Regions from separate parts of the Homo sapiens genome. Here region 1 is linked to region 2. Evidence: read pairs that join two places in POLR2A ChIA-PET (ENCODE). Cell type or tissue: Panc1. All regions are shown on one strand. Each heading gives the region's core, and the rest is flanking DNA. Links, peaks and the distances in the headings are about the cores only.

Region 1 (11,334 bases), core at 3,143-8,142, 110 kb before region 2:
ACCTTTTTTATTGTTATGTTTTGTATTTTCAAATAATATGTTGCTTTTGTTATTTGCGAATATAAATGGATTTTAAGGCAACTAAGATAACAGCACTAAAATGTCAGGTGAGCTGGACCCTAATCTCATTTCTGCCTCCGATAAATTATATGATTTTTAAATCTCTGAATCTTAGTTTCTTTATTTGCGTATTAAGGTTAAGACTCAATGATCTGGCCGGGCATGGTGGCTCACACCTGTAATCCCAGCACTTTGGGAGGCCAAGGCAGGCGGATCACTTGAGGTCAGGAGTTCAAGACCAGCCTGGCCAACATGGCAAAACCCCATCTCTACTAAAAATACAAAAATTATCCGGGCATGGTGGTGCATGCCTGTAATCCCAGCTACTCAAGAGGCTGAGGCAAGGGAATCGCCTGAACCCAGGAGGCAGAGGTTGCAGTGAGCCAAGATCATGCCACTGCACTCCAGCCTGGGCGACAGAGCAAGACTCTATCTCAAAAAAAAAAAAAAAAGACTGAATGATCACTAACGTACTTCTAAGTTGTAAAGCCTAAGAAATTTATGATTGCAAATCTTGTCAAATGATAACATCAAAGTTGATAAAGAAATTGACTTCCTAGCTGTTTAGTACTAGTACTATACAACTGACAGTTTTTAAATATAGAACATCAGGAGCCAAGTTTATTTCCAGCTACAATGAAAGTGTACTTAAATACTTCCTATATATACTTTATATATTTTTTTAAAAAGCTTGAGTTTTAAAGTTTATTCATGAAAGATTTGTTCCATTTTTTTGTGAAAGTTTAAATGGTACTTACTGCATTATTTAATAATGAAACATTTTCAGAATAGTCTAAAGAGCTTAAACCTTTTTTCTATTTTGAAGTCATCTAAAACATTTTCTAAGAATTTATCTTATAAATAAAAGTTAGAATTCATTTACTTCAGACCAAGCTTTTCCAACCTGAGGCCCGTGTGCCACATACCACCCAGAATGACTTTGAATGTGGCCCAACACAAATTTGTAAACTTAATTAAAACATGAGATATTTTTTTTTTGCAATTTTTTTTTTAATCTCAGCTATCGCTAGTGTTAGTATATTTTATGTGTGGCCCAAGACAGTTCTTCCAGTGTGGCCCAGGGAAGTCAAAAGATTGGACACCCTTGCTTTCGACCTTAAGTTTGGGGGCTTTTTTTTTTATCCTGTATATAAAGTAGGGCCATATAAACAAAAGGATGCTGAAAGACTTTAGGTGTGTTTAAAACAGTATTATCTTACAGCAAATAATGTGATCTCAAAAGTCAAGGTGTTTTTTAGTAAGTGTATAGATATAAAGCAAAATGGTTCAATGTGGAGGTAATTTTTTATACCTGCAAGTCTTTAATTACTGGGTGGCCTTCCTCTACCTTGCCCTGAAATTTCTTCCATTATTAAGACAATACGTGCACAGAGAATGCAAAAGTATTTTAATCTGAGACAATCAAAGTACAAAAATAAATCTGCTTCTAAAATTATAGTACATTTCAGAGGTTTAAAGAAATAATTTTTGTATTCTCAGTATAGTTACTCAGTATTGGTACAGTTAATCTGAAATTGGCTCTACTTTTCCAAACCCATTTATATATAAATAACCATTACAGCCTATAGTGATCCCATGTTTGCCAGAATCTTTCTAAATTTAAAATACAGTCATGTGTCACGTAACGAAGTTTCAGTTGCCTCTGAACTACATATACAAAGGGGTCCCATAAGATTATAGTACCTGTATTTTTACCTTACCTTTTCTATGTTTAGATGCACAAATACCATTGTGTCATAATTGCCTGCAGTATTCAGTACAGTAACATGCTGTACAGGTTTGCAGCCTAGGAAAATAGGTTATTTCATATATTTCATATAGTGGTAGATGGTAGGCTTTACCATCTAGGTTTATGTAACTATGATGTTCACACAACTGAAATCACCTAACAATGTGTTTCTCAGAACATATCCCTTAGTTAAGCGGTGCATGACTGAAGTTACATTGTGAATTTTACCTTATTTTTGCACAGATGGTATATCAGATGCTGTAAGCCCATCATACTGATATAAATGGACTGATATAAATTGTATAATGGTACAATATATTTCTAATGTGTATTATTCAGCGCTGACCGTTAAGTGATTCAGAATGTGATAGCAGTGAGATTACAGGATCAGATCATTGAGAAAGCATTGCATCTATCAGGTTTTAACACATAAAGTGGACAAAGGGAACTTACGGCAGACGTTCATACAGATAATTAGTAGAATTATTATATGAGTTCTCTTCTTGTTCTGGGTAGTTAACTTTGTATAAAGAACTTTCAGAATCACAGAAGAGATTTCTACCTAAGTATAAGACTGTGATGCTGATACATATATATATCCACATACAATATTATGTTAATGCTTCTAGGTACTTAGCACACCATTCATATCATATGAACTCAGGTATATGTTGTAATAAATTCGTTTCAAGGCATACCAGATGAGAGGATAAACTCCCAAAATCTTGTGTTTTGGGTTTTTGTCTCTATTTTTAAGCATATATCTTACTGATGATAGGTGTTCTCTGAGAATAAAGATAACACTTTACTTTTCAATTAGTAGAAATTACGAGAAGCTGAACTCTAACTAGAATCTGACAACATCTGCAAAATTTTATAGTACTTTAGAAACAAACCCAAATGAAATAATAGTACAAAATGTATTTTCACATTTTCTCCTTTTAATGTTGTATTTTTTGATTGTTACTCTTTGTTAATGTCGAAAGAAAAGGAGATTCGTTTTCATTAATTTCATTAATATTGTGTGCTTTGCCACATGTACAGCACTTGTATTGGGCACTATAGATTGCATGAACTATATGACAGTTTAAGACATGGTCTCAGCCTGATTTGAGTATACATGTTAGAATGAGAAAATCACAACTATATAAGGCAGAACTAGTAAGTTCCTGACCATTAACAAAGATGCCTTTTCAATTAGACTTTCCAGTATTTTACATTCAGTTTCATTGAGTGAGTTTTTTTTTTAATAAAGATTTTCTTTGTGAAGATAATATGATGGACATTTTTCAGACAAAGGTGGTTATTTTGTACTCAGTCCCCAGAGGCATACATTTCTGTTACAGCTGATCTGGTTTTCAAACAGATACATGTAAAATTAACTAGTCCTTATGGGACTTAAGCATCAGGACTTAGTTTCCTGATTCCTATGTAGTTAGCCTTATATTATAAACCAAAAGACAATGAAATACTAACTACTTTTTTTTGCCAATTAATCTCTAGGGTGTTTTCAAAGGACCGTATATCAGCTTCATTCCAAATGTGTTTCATTTCACCTGTGACTCCTTTAAACTATATTTTTATCTAAGTCTTAGGAAACTGTATATTTCAGTGACAAAGATCATCAATATGACTTAAGAATTTTTTTATGTTACCATATTTAACTGATGATTACGTATTTTGAATTACCTTGTTTTTACAGCATGTATGGAAATATATCAAAGAATTTATAATTAAAAGTATTTAAAACCTCTCAAGTTAGAAGTATAGTATATAATATAGTAATTATATGGATCACTTCATGATTGTGCATTATTGTATATATTGGACATATTTCACTTAAAAGAGAAATGTAATGCATGAGAAGTAGAATCCAATGTGTTAGGAATCTTCATTCCTGAATTTTTACACGGTGCTGAATAGGTACTGAAAGTAAAAATTTTAGTAACTAAATCTGCCAGGTGCAATCACATGTGCTTGTAGTTCCAGGTATTCTGGATTCAAAGGCGGGAGGATCACTTGGTCCCAGGAGTTTGAGCCTGCAGTGCACTGTGATTGCATCTGTGACCAGCCACTGCACTCCAACCTGGGCACATAGTTGAGACCTTATCTCTTTAAAAAAAAGCAGGGAAGGGGATGATTAAATCTTCTTTGATAAATTGATTTTGAGAATATTTCATTGAAAAACTAGATAATTTGTGGAGATACATTGTCAGTTGTATACAGACTAATTAACTACATTGGTGATTCACTCCATGGACCATTTTCTTCAGATATGTTTGGAATTATTATCTATTCCTACACTTATTGCACTAATGACTCACCTTAGAAGGAAAAGAAAAATTTTAATTTACTTAAAAAAAATTTTTTTTGATTGAATAGATAATTGTGTATATTTGTGGTTAATTATTATTTTACACTCCAGACCTATTTCTACACCTGTAGGGAAGAAACTTAATCACTGATATCGTCAGCCTGTCAGATACCACTGATATCTTCAGTCTAGTTTTAAGAAAAACTAGGACTAAGAAGAAGTATATAATCAAGTTCAAGCTAATCATGGCCATTTTTAAATTACTTGGTCTTTTTTAATACTTTTTCCCAGAGCAACCTTCTAAATGGAAGGGCAAAGCCTCAACTATCTAAAATGCAGCTTTTAAGGACTCTTAGATGTATGATATGCCTTATGTACAGGAGATTCCATCTATACCTTGACACCCACACCACTCCCACCCCTGTTCTCTCTTCCAAGAAGGTTTTTGGCAGCAAATAGTTCTCTTTAATTATTATATTTAAATATTTGTATATATTTAATTCACATTAGGGATAACAACTAAGAATTATTTAATTGGCAGGTTTATTAGGTAGTTGTTGATTGATGACATGTATAACAATCCAAATGGTATGATAGGTGAAGCCAATGCAGTGGCACATGCCTGTAATCCCAGCACTTTGGGATTGCTTGAGCCCAAGAGTTCGAGGTTGCAGTGAGCCATGATTGCATCACTGCACTCCAGCCTGGGTGACAGTGTGAGACTCCATCTCAAAAAAAAAGAAAAAAAAAAAATTTGGCCGGGCGCCCTGGCTCACGCCTGTAATCCCAGCACTTTGGGAGGCCGAGGCGGGTGGATCATGAGGTCAGGAGATCGAGACCATCCTGGCTAACAAGGTGAAACCCCGTCTCTACTAAAAATACAAAAAATTAGCCGGGCGCGGTGGCGGGCGCCTGTAGTCCCAGCTACTCGGGAGGCTGAGGCAGGAGAATGGCGTGAACCCAGGAAGTGGAGCTTGCAGTGAGCCGAGATTGCGCCACTGCAGTCCGCAGTCCGGCCTGGGCGACAGAGCGAGACTCCGTCTCAAAAAAAAAAAAAAAAAAAAAAAATTTGTATAAAGGGTGAAGGTTTACCCTTTATTAAAAAAACGAAAGCAGAATCAATATTAGAAGAGACAGAAGTATTAACACATATGAGTTGTCTATAAGAAGATGAGAAAAAGTGAACTACCACCTCATAATGTTTAAAAGGCTGTGGGGGGATTCACAGTAACATAGTTCTATAGCATGCTAATGATTATATACCTCTGTGTTCATATACAGCATGCTACTGTACAAAAATAATACTATCTAAAAATACAGGAATGCAAGGAACAAGTGAATATCATTTAAAGAATCAGTTCTCTTGATAATCCATTTGCACAAAATCAAAGGTTTCTTCTGGGCAAGTACATAAATGTACTTTTCACTCTTTACATGTGAGTGTCATGTGCATGTAAAAGAAAGGGAGAATCTCAAAGACTTCTATAGCTAGAGATAACAAAATATTCTTGATATTGAATAATCATGTTGAATGCCTTTTAAATCACTCTGAATGCATTAATGTAAAATATAACACTTTTAAAAGGTAGCACAGTTCCCTTCCACACAGAGTTAGCTGACCTCCCTATTTCAAAATTGCGGAATATGACTCACCAGAGAGGCATTTGGCAATTAATTTCAATCAACTATCGCTAATAAGGGATAAACTACAATAAAATCCTAAAAATTAAGAGCCAAATATTCCTTGTTCAGATGTCATCCCCCCCCCCAGTTTGATTATGTAATCTGTACAATTATACGAAGAAATACAAGATTAAATAAGGTGAACTTCTGTTGAAGAGAGAATACCAGATAGTGTACTTCTTTTGCTGATTTTTTAGAAATACTGAGTTTGAATTTTCAAAGGAAAGAATTTTAGCATAGGATAGCCATACCAAAGTGCTTTGTCATTTCAGCAAGCACCCTGAAATTTTTCATGTTAAACTAGAAGTGCTATGAAAGTACAGTGTAGAATATAATTTTTATTACATTTAGAAAAGTATACTTATTAAGTCATTTTTAATCTTTTTACTGAATAGTTAAATGTTCCAAAAATGATTTTCAGAGCATTACTGGACATTTTAATTAAAAAGAATTAGTATGAGGAGGTAGAGACAATGGCAACTATCTACTGCTACTCCCTGCCCCCAGCAAAAAAAGTGCCATTCAGGGAGTAAGAAACAGCAAAAGTAGAATTTAAGTTTTCCTGAATGGATTTAACCTGTTAGCATTTAAAAATAGTATTTTGTGGTCAGTCATCTTAAGCTTGTCTCTATTTTATCTATATTTACATAGTTTTTATTAGAAATAACACCCATTAAAATTTAACAGAAACTTTGTATGCTGCCTAGAACGCTAACTAGTTTATTGGAAGTCAAATAAAAATATAATTTTTTTAAGGTTTCAATAAGATTCTTAAATGTATAATGTAATGTATTACTGCTCATTCTTAAACAGAATTGCCTACTGCTAACAGTTTTGAAAAGATTGTCCATCTTTTTCATCTCTTCCCTTTGATAGTTGAAGATCAGAAGACCAAACATAAAATTCACTGCCAGAACTTGTCCAGAGGCAAACAGTAAAAGCATAGGAAAAATATTAAAGTGAGCCAATAGGATTTCAGAGGCCTAGATAACAAACTTAAGGGCGGCTAACAGGTTTATACTTGCACCTACATTTTTATATCTGGCTTAATTGCATAAGTAAATGAGCATCAACATACTTGACTGTAGAAATGAGAATGAGCCCTCTATGAGAAACAGAACAATATTTTGGATTTGTTTTGCAATGGTTTTTACATGGAAATTTTGGCCACAGTTTTAAGTGAAATATATTTTTCTTTTTCAAAATGGGAGCTTATATAGTGACTTATTAACATCTAAAAGTGTAAAACCAAATTTCAAAGAGGTAAATTGAGAGATATGTTTGATTAATTCCTCTGGTGAAACAAAATAGCTTTTCATAGATCTTTACTAAACTTTTTAAACAGCTTTAAGGTATATTTGACACAATAAACTATACATATTCAAAGTGTACAATTTGGTGTTTGACAAATATATTTATTGTGAAATCGTAACAAGATATAATCTACATATTCATCCCTCCCAAAAGATGCTCCTTTGTAATCCTTTCCTCCCCAAACACCAACCACCCACCAACTCCAGACAAGCACTGGTCACCATAGATTAGTTTATAGTTTTTTAATGATTTTATATAAATGGAATCATATAATATGTACTTTTCATTTTACTTCTACTCAGCATAATTATTTGGAGATGTATCTATGTTATTGCAGATATCAGTACATTCCTGTAAATTGCTTAGTAGTAGTATTTTGTATGGATCTGACACTGTCCATTCACTTGTTGATGGACTTGTGTTGTTTCCAATTTGGAGCTACTACAAATAAAGTTAATATGAATATTCACATACAAATCTTTGTATGAACATATGGTTTCATTTCTTTTGGGTAAATTACAGGAGTGGAATGTCTGATTCATATGTTTTAAGTTTTTAAGAAATTTCTAGTGTTCTACAAAGTGGTTGTGCTATTTTATATTCCCAGTGGCAGTTTGTAAGAGTTCCAGGCTGGGTGCAGTGGCTCACGCCTGTAATCTCAGCACTTTGGGAGGCCAAGGTGAGTGGATCACATGAAGCCAGGAGTTCGAGACCCGCCTGGCCAACATGGCAAAACCCCATCTCTACCAAAAATACAAAAAATTAGCCAAGTGTGGTGGTGCACCTGTAATCCCAGCTACTCCGGGTGGGGCTGAGGCACAGCAATTGAATTAGGAGGTGGAGATTGCAGTGAGACAAGATTGCACCACTGCACTCCAGCCTGAGCAACAGAGTGAGACCCTGTGTCAAAAAAAGTTCCAATTGTTCCACACCCTCAGTGGATGTGGTCAGTTTTAATTTAGATCTGTAATCCATTGGGGTTAAATTTTGTATGTAATCAAAGTTTGGATCAAAGTTCACTTTTTTCCTTGTGGTAAAAATCCAATTGTTCTAGAACCATTTGTTGAAAGGACTATCCTACATTATCTTTGCACCTTTGTCAAAAACCAACTGATTATCAGTCAATGGTGCTTTGTTTTTTTAATTCTGTTTTGATTCATTTTTCTATTTGTCCATCTTTACACTAACACCATACTGTCTTAATGGCTACAACCTTATAATAATTAAGTCTTGAAATCTGACAGAATGAGTCCTCAACTTTCTTAATCTTTTTCAGAGTGACTTTGGCTATTCTGGATTCTTTGCATTTCAGTGTACATTTTAGAATCAGCTATTGATTTCTACCAAAAGAAACTGCAGGAATTTTTATTGAGTTTGCATTAAATCTGTAGATCAGATTTATGGAGTTGACATCTGATGTAGTTTGGCTGTGTTGCCACCCAAAATCTCATCTTGAATTGTAATCTCCATAATCCCCACGTGTCAAGGGAGAGAACAGATGGAGGTAATTGAATAATGGGGCAGTTTCCTCCATGCTGTTCTTGTGATAGTGAGTGAGTTCTCGTGAGCTCTGGTGGTTTTATAAGGGGCCCTTCCCTCATCACTGGGCACTTCTCCTTCCTGCCGCCCTGTGAAGAAGGTTTCCCCTTTGCCGTCTGCCAGAATTGTAAGTTTCCTAAGGCCCCCAAGCCTTGCTGAACTGTGAGTCAATTAAATCTCTCCTTTATAAATTACCCAGTCTGAGGCAGTTCTTTATAGCAGTATGAAAACGGACTAATACAATGTCTCAATGTTAATATTGAGCCTTCTGACCCATATGTATATTCATGTATTTAGGTCTTTTAAAATCACTTCAGCAATAAATGGTTTTTTAAATTTCAGTTCACAATTGTTTGTTGTTAGTATATAGAAATACAGCTGACTTTTGCATTTTAATTTTATCATGCTACCTTGCTAAACTCACTTATTCTAGTAGCTTTTTTGTTGATTTCACAACATTGTCTTCTACATAGACAAACTCCTCTGTAAATGAAGATGATTTTCTTTCTTTCCAATCTGAATACATTTTATTTCTTTGTCTTATGTTATTGCATGAGTCAGCGAACTTATAGACAGTTTTATTCTTTATGCACTGTCTATACCTGCTTTCATGCTACAATGGCAGAGTTGTGTAGTTGCCACAGAGACTGACAGAAAAAGTTGGTCAAATTCTGCCGTACTGTGCTGGTGATGAGAGCAAACATTCTTGCCTTGTTTGTGATCTTAAGTGGAAAGCATTCAGTCTTGCATGATTAAGTAATGACGTTAGCTGTATATCATAAATGCACTGAGGAAGTTTTTTTTCTGTTCCTAGTTTACTGAGACTTAGTGGGGGGTTGCTTTGTATTTTGTTTTAATCAAGAATGGATTTTGGATTTTGTCAAATCTTTTTCTCAATCTACTGAGATGATCAAATGGCTTTTTTAAAAACTTATTAATATGGTGAAAACAGCCTGAATTCCTAGGATAAACCCCACTTGATCCTGATACATTTTCTTTTTATATATTGTTGGATTTGATTTGATAAAACTTAGCGTACTTGTTTCTATGTTCATAATTGATGAATTAATCTGTAGTTTTTGTATCAGGATAATGCTGTTGAAACCAGCTCAATAGTCCCATAGACAGTTATTTTTGATTAAACATAGAAATTGACCCTTCTGCTGTTAAAGCTTGAAATTTATATAGGTTGGTGCAAAAGTAATTGTCAACTTTCGATCAACCCAAAGAACCAGCTTATGGTTTCACTGATTTTTCTCTATAAATTTGCTGTTTCACTGATTTCCCCTCTGATCTTTATTTCTTTTCTTCTGCTTACATGGGGTTTAATTTGCTTTTGTTCCTTAACCTAGCAGTTGAGGTTATTGATTGGATCCTTTTTCTAAAATAGGCATTGAGTACTACAGAACCCCCAGCTAATTCCTCACAGCTAGATCCTCATGTTTACCCAGGTAGCTTATGTTTTTAATCAACATTACTCTACTTTTGACAGAAATAGCTTTGCTAATATTGAGAAACTTAAGGTTTAAGACAACCTGAAAAGAATAATCTGATTTTTCTAATAAGATTCTTTTTTAATGGCCAACATGAATGATACTTTAAGCATTTGAGTAGAAATTCTTTATATATGAATGGAGTATGAAATATTAAAATCTCACTAAAATAACAGATGTAATATAAACGTCAAGAACTGTAGGAGAAATTAATAAAGAGGTCTATTGAATTGCATAAAGAGTGTTTTTGTTGTAATACATGTTTCCTTTGACTTCACTGTTTAAAGTGATTCCCCTAAATATGTTGCTTTTATGTTGAAGCCACAGTAACTACTAACAAATCATTTAAAACCCTATAGAACTTTATAGGAGCTGAAATATTCAGTGGATGACCTCAGAAAAGATACAGATATATCATTATGTCTCATTTTTATTTTCAGGTGTTCAGATTAAAACTATTGCTTTAAATTGGATATTAGAGCTCAAGAAATATTGAGACACGTTTGACCACTTTTGTTTCCTTGGTTCATTTACTTGTCCACATACTGAAGACTACTGTAAAAACAGGGAAAACATTTTTAAATGACAACTTGTTCAAAATCTAAACTTTAAAAACTAAGCTCTAGAAATTCAAGGAAAATAATAAGATGACATTTTGTTTTGCCTCAAGCCCTGAACACATCATTGGTATAATCATTTAGCTAATGTCAAACAACATAGTGTCTGGCAAGATTTTAGCTAGAGTCAACTATCAACTCTCCACAGCTTATCACTGAAATAACAAGCTTCGTGTGACCATATTAAAAATTATCAGTTTTACATTTGAAAGGCCCAGTGCCAACCTGGAAAAAATTGCTTGCATTGATGAGTAATAAATTCTACATTTTGCATATTCTCACAACTGCATGAATTCATTTCACAATGTTGGCAAATAATCTGAATTCTTGGTGGCACGGGTCCTCCGTATGCTGAGCGCCGGTCCCCTGGGCCCACTTTTCTTTCTCTATACTTTGTGTCTCTTTCTTTTCTCAGTCTCTCGTCCCACCCGACTGGAAACACCCACAGGTGTGGAGGGGCAGGCCACCCCTTCATCTGGTGCCCAACGTGGGTGCTTTTCTCTAGGTTGAAGGTATGCTCGAGCATGATCATTGAGGACAAGTCGACGAGATTCCCGAGTACGT
Region 2 (6,246 bases), core at 11-5,010:
ACCTACAGGAAACTGCAGATTATTTCAATAAACACTTATTTTCTTAGCCCAACACTTTGATCCTACCTGTTATAAGTGGGAAGTGAACATTAAAAGAGTGATACCTACTCAGATCTGTATTGTGTGTTAGGAAAGAGAAAAAATCAGGTTAGAAAGCATACACTGCACAGGATGAGGGAAATTGAGGCTTTATCCTCAGTGCTTGGATGCCATCTGTACTGCCATCTTTATGTTGGTATTTTGGTTATGGTACTGTCATCTTCGGTGGTATGTAGAGAATCTGAAGATTAAATTTGTATTTTTAATTTCTATATTGCAAAAATGTTCCTATTTGAAAAGATAATTTTATAGCTACGAAGAATGAGTTAACCCTTGTTTGCCAAGTTTGTTACTTATTAATTATATGATGTACACACACACGCAGTACACTCTTATTTTCATTTGATGCATGTGGGAACTGAGGTTCACATAGTTGAAGCAATCTTATTTCCACATCTCATGGGGTTGAGAGTGGGGATATTCTAGGCAGAAAGAGGTGCAAGAAAGCAGGAGTAAGCAAAAGGAGCAAGCCACCCACTCTGGAGCATCAAGTACGTGTAGAGAAGTAGCTGCTATGACCTACTTTCACTGTTTTCAGGATACATATAGAGTAAGTCAGTGTTGATGTTCTGAATGGTCAAATGAGGATTTAAACCCAAGTTGTTCTATTCCAAAAGAACCTTTCCTCTACATTATTCACAATAGAAAATGTTTTCCATTTCAGTTGCTTCTGTATTAAGCACAGCTTTTCTACAAAGAATACCTCCTGCTTTCATGACCTAGGTTTGGATAATTCCTGATATGTAAGAATACATGGAACTCTCCTGAAAACATGCGTTCTAACAATGATTCCCTTGTTCACAGAATGCTTTTATTTGGTTTAGGCACAGAAATTATAAAGTCATTTAAAGCCATATTTTCTAAGGTATTTAACATCCAAATCAGGTCAATGAACTGTGGCTTGTGGGCCTCTTTTTGTGAATAAAGTTTTATTGGAATACAGCCACACCCATTTGTTGATGTGTTATCTATAATCATCTAGTACAGTTGTGAGAGTTGAGTTGCCACACTGTGTGGCTCCTGAGCCTAAAATATTTACTGTTCGGCTTTTTACAGAAAAAGTTTGCTGAACCCTAATCTAAATAATAAAACCTCAAATCTTAGGAAAAGCTTAAAGAACAGTCTCAAAAAACAGAAAAGCAAAGTGCATGCCTTTGTTTCTAATAGGCCTGACACTTTCAGTAACCCTTGATTATTGTACATGCTTTTTGATTCAACCTTTGAAATGTTAAGCCACCTATAATAGGCCTAAATTGTGAGGGGCATCTTGTTCAGAGAAGAAGACTCAGGAGCGGAAGTCTGAGAACCTGGGTTATATTCTGACTTTGTGCTGACAATCCACCTATAGCTATGGGTAATTCACCTAACCACTCTGGGCCTTTGTTTCATCATTGGTAAAACACCAATTCACACAAAAAACTTCTGAGGTATAAATTCAGTGTTTTTTATCTGTTTCATACTTCAATAAATTATGCAAACGAATAATTGGTTTTATGAGATGATGTCTGTTTTGTAAGACTACACTGCTAACTTTTTAATAACTTTGCTTGTCTTGTGGGTTATTTTATTTATTTGTTTGCTTTTGAGTTTTTGTTGTTGTTGTTGTTGGTTAGTTAGTTTGGTTAATTGGTTTGTTCTGTTTTTAACCTGACTTATATGGACACCGTGGACAAGGAACTTCACTGTCTGTCACTAACTTACCTTATTACTGATTACATTTGCTTTCAGCTTTTCATAACTGCATGATAAAACCTCAGACCTTAGGAGAAGAGCATAAAAAACAACCTCAAACAACAAAAAAGCAAAATTACTTGGGGAAATTAAGTAACTTGACCGTGGCTAACCAGCTAGTAAATAAGAGAGTATAGACCTGACACCACATGTGTCTACACCACTACACTGCACTATGTCAAATCAACAATATACTTATCATTTCCTGAGTAATGACAAAGGACATTATGCAGTAGACCAGATGTTCTTCTGTTCTAAATTGCCTAGCCACTTTTGTTCCTTCTGTCTGCTTTCTGATGCTAATATTATTTGAACATAGATTTTTCTCAGTAATGATTTCTAGTTGGCTTTTCCTTTCCTTTTGTCATTACTCAGGGAATGATAAAGATATTATTGATTTGAAACAGTACAGTGTAGTGTTATAGACACACCTGGGTTCAGGTCCTACTCTCTTATTTACTAGCTGGTTGGCCATGGTCAAGTTACCTAATTTCCCTAAGCATCAGTTTCCCTATCTGTACAAATTATTGAGTAATAATAGTATCTCTTATAGGATTGGTATAAAGACTTAAAAAGTTAATGTCATGTAAAATGCTTTAGCATAATACCTGACTCAGAGTAAAGGCTTAATAAACCCTAGCTGATCTTACTGTCAGAATCAATAATATTACTATTTGTAATATAATTACCAGACTTAACAAATGGGAGAAGTATTAACCATCTGCAGGAATAAGTACCAGAGCCTGCATCAAAATAGTTTATATTCAACATGAAGTCTTTAAATTGGCAAAAGCACTCAGTTTAATATATACCTGTTAAGAAAATTTTAAGAGACAGTCATGGTTTTTAGCTGGATACTCTGGGAAACCAAATAAAGCAGATAATTGTACAGTATGATAATCAAAAAAAGGATGTCTTTATAAATAGCTTGAAATAGTTCCCCAGATGCAACTTGAATAAAGGAAATAAATAGCCGACTTGCTCTAACTTGAGGTTAGAGCAGAATTCCTTAGTCTGATTCACTGGATGCTGGAAACCCCTGCCCCACATTTTCCCACTCCCTCTTGGTTAGAAAAATTTACATTGGTTTAGCATTATACTCTTGAGGCTATTTTCTTTCAAAAAAAAAAAACTTTAAAAAAATTTAGATATTAAGTGTGTAATCTTTGGGCAGTTTCCAGGCTTTAAAAATGGGTTCAAAATTTCTGATGGGATTATTTAGCAGAAGTTCTTAGAAGTTTGTCCTTGTGACTGAAAACAGATATTTTTGGTTCCTGTATTTGGGTGGCAAACAAAGTAACAGTACAGCTTTAATGTATTTGTAACATTGGCCACAGTGAGTCTTTGATAACTGAAGGATAGTGTTTTCCATTGTTCTCTGTTATCCTCAAAGTAAAATAAGGGGAAAGTGTTCAGATTCATCCTTACATGTGTTCTAGGTACTGTATTGCTCATGATTAAAATTAATTTAAATTAATTGGCTAATTGTTCAGAATTAATCCCTTTCTATGAGAACAACTAAAAAGGGAACAACTACAAAAGAGTACAACTATTGAGCCTACTATGGTTGGAAAATACTTGAAAGTATCATTTAAAGATGGTTACTTTAATTAGATCTCCGTACTAAACGTGGGAGGATAGCTTTATATTTTACTTTTTGAAGAGCATTAAGTTCTGGTCTGTCCATTTCCTGAAATTCTGAGCTATGTTATTCATCTCTGTTGTTGGCTCTATAATGTATGTATCTGTTTGCTGCTATTCATAATAACAAAGGTCTTAGCGAAGACCTAGCAATCTTAGGGTAATAGGAAGACAGAGGAATTTCATATTGGAATTTTTAACTTGCAGATCACAACTTGTTAGTGTTTTATGAAATCAGTGTAGTGGGTCAAAACCACTATAGTTTTTCTAAAAAAAAAAAAGAATGAAATAAAATAGAAAATGTCAGAGAGTATTCTATATAATAATACAAATATTGTTTGGTAAGATTTTAAGTTGTATCTATATATTTTATACACACAATGGGTGTTGGGTTGTGATATAAATTATAATCTTTTTGTGGATTGTGGTTAACTAAAGGGTTTAAAATTTATCATTTTAGTTGGTTTCTTTGTTCTCTGGTGACTGGTTCAGGTATTTAATCTTCGTTTCCGTATCTGAGTAAATGGTGCTGATAAACATGCATACTCTCTTGGAATGTGGTAATAACTAAGTGCCCGAGTGAATGACCACTCTCAAAAATTGGTACATTATCTTATGATTCTAGTGATATCAGATTTTCTCATGTTTTGTTTTGTGTTGTTTGTTTTTGGGTTTGTGTATATTTCCAATCTTTTTATTTTAGAAGATATTGATGCTGATGGACAGGGATTTTGTCAAGGAGGATTCAGCATTGATTTTACTAAAGTAAGTTCTTATTTAAGACTGAATGAGATTCACATCTACCTTATTGACTAGACTGTGGTTAAAAATAAACTGGTCAATACCTCAACTCCTTTACAGCTGTTAGCTCTTTAATGAAAACAGTTAATAAAACGATCCATTCATTTTGACATTCTTTGTCTTATATTATTCCCTCCCTAGTAAACATTGCTTATTTGAAATAGGGAGACATCCCCCATCACTCTGGGAATGGAGGAAAGTAGACACTCTCCTCAGTAAATGATAGGTAACTATTATGACTTAATATTAAAATTTCCAGTTATATGAATTTATAGCATATTAAAGTTTTCTATTTTTAATTAAAGTTGTTTTTCTTACAAAAGCTATCAATGAGAGCTTTATTACAAAATTAGAGTTACATAAAAGCTGGGAAACATGTATGTTTGCCATCTATTATGTGCCTATAGGCACTAAGTGAAGCTGACTTCACTTATGTAATGTGTAATAATTGTAAGAAATCTCATAGGCAGGGCTCTATGTATTTTTAACTAAATTAATATTCTCTTCAGAATTGATATTTTTAATCTATTTTTTGAAAATAAGACTTCCATTTAAATGTTCAAAGGTAAATTTTCTGAAGTACTTTTCTTTATTTACTTTTCTTTTGTGTGTTTATTTATTTTGGTGGTGGGGGAGTATGCACATTTTGAATATCAAATTGAGAATATTCTTTCTAGAGAAGTCTAAAAACTATGTTGATGGATTATATGTAGACCTTCCTTAGAAAGCTTATATGTACGCTTTCTTAGAAATGTGAGCAAAGAGGAGTGCCTTAAATGTATGAAAACAACTGAAATTGAAATAATATGATGCATAAGAACTAATAAAGCATTTTCTTATTTTTTAAAAATTTGTAGGCTGGGTGCAGTGGCTCATGCCTGTAGTCCCAGCACTTTGGGAGGCTGAGGTAGGAGGATCACTGTAGCCCAGGAGACCAGCCTGAGCAACATAGTGGGACACCATCTCTACAAAGAATTAAAAATTAGCCAGGCATGGGTGACATGTGCTTGTGGTCCTAGCTATTCGGGAGGCTAAGGCATGAGGATTGCTTGAACTGCAGTGAGTGAGGCTGCATTGAGCCATGTTCATGCCACTGCATTCCAGCCTGGGCAACAGAGCAAGACCCAGTCTCAATGTTTTTTTAAAAATTTTATTTTATCTGTATTTGTATTTTATTAATTTTTTTTCTAGACTAGGTACTGATAATTATAGTTAACTCTTCTTACTAGGTAACTTGTTTTTAATACTCTAAATTTCATACTATATTACTCAAAATTCAGAATGTAAGCCAAAGAGAGATAAAGTATATTAATAAATGTTAGGTTTAAACTTGTATGATACATTTCCAAATAGGTATTATATATTTTTAAAATATATAATGTCCATCTTTTCTGTATTGATGCCTATACAACCATAACCCCAGAAGTACTCTCATACTGTGAAAGTCATTGCTAAATTAGGTATTCACTTTCTTAAACACATTTCTGAGAAAAGGGTGTCTTTTTAGGGCAGATGACTTAGAAGTTCTTTTACGTAGCCAAGGCAAAAGATTGTCTATTGAAAGCTTGGAAGGGCTATATGTACATTTGGAGGGGAAAAAAAATTTATCTTACCTCCAGCAAGAAGAGATTTCTAAAATATTGTGCTGAAACACAATATACCTAGGATTAGACACTTTTAGATAGTTAAATATAAGAAATGCTAGGCAAGCATAATTTGTATATGTATAATACACCCTGAAAATTTTATTCTCAACTTCACTTCTGTTTAGATCTGAGACACTAAAAATATTTCCTTTAGCAGAAAATTCTTCAATGATTATAGAAAGAAAATTTGCTGTATAGTCACAAATTTAATATACAAAATTAAGAAGTGCCTTAAAAAAATTGTAACCTGATAATACTTCGCATTAGTCCTCATTTCAAATATGTGAAGCAGCCAAGATCCACAAAAGTGTGTATTTTCATGTATTGA

The links. ChIA-PET counts read pairs that join two places held together with the same protein. Peaks named below come from ENCODE experiments on the same cell type or tissue, not always from the same donor. Only the 100,000 strongest peaks of a DNase experiment are listed, where the experiment ranks them.
Region 1: POLR2A ChIA-PET joins it to region 2 with 12 read pairs; 2 of 35 experiments call an interaction of 5 or more read pairs at or near these places.

Annotation. Positions count from the first base shown.
Region 1 is chr2:186,509,809-186,521,142 of GRCh38, forward strand. It overlaps LOC124907920, which reads left to right and starts at 11,273. Exons shown (of 1, transcript XM_047446761.1): 1 at 11,273-11,334. In Panc1, for the core only: no CTCF peak of the experiment used is centred there; no DNase peak of the experiment used is centred there; H3K27ac peaks cover 480 bases.
Region 2 is chr2:186,626,623-186,632,868 of GRCh38, forward strand. It overlaps ITGAV (integrin subunit alpha V), which reads left to right. Exons shown (of 30, transcript NM_002210.5): 5 at 4,175-4,236. Among named protein-coding and RNA genes, the nearest start is that of ITGAV, 40 kb to the left of the region's middle. In Panc1, for the core only: no CTCF peak of the experiment used is centred there; no DNase peak of the experiment used is centred there.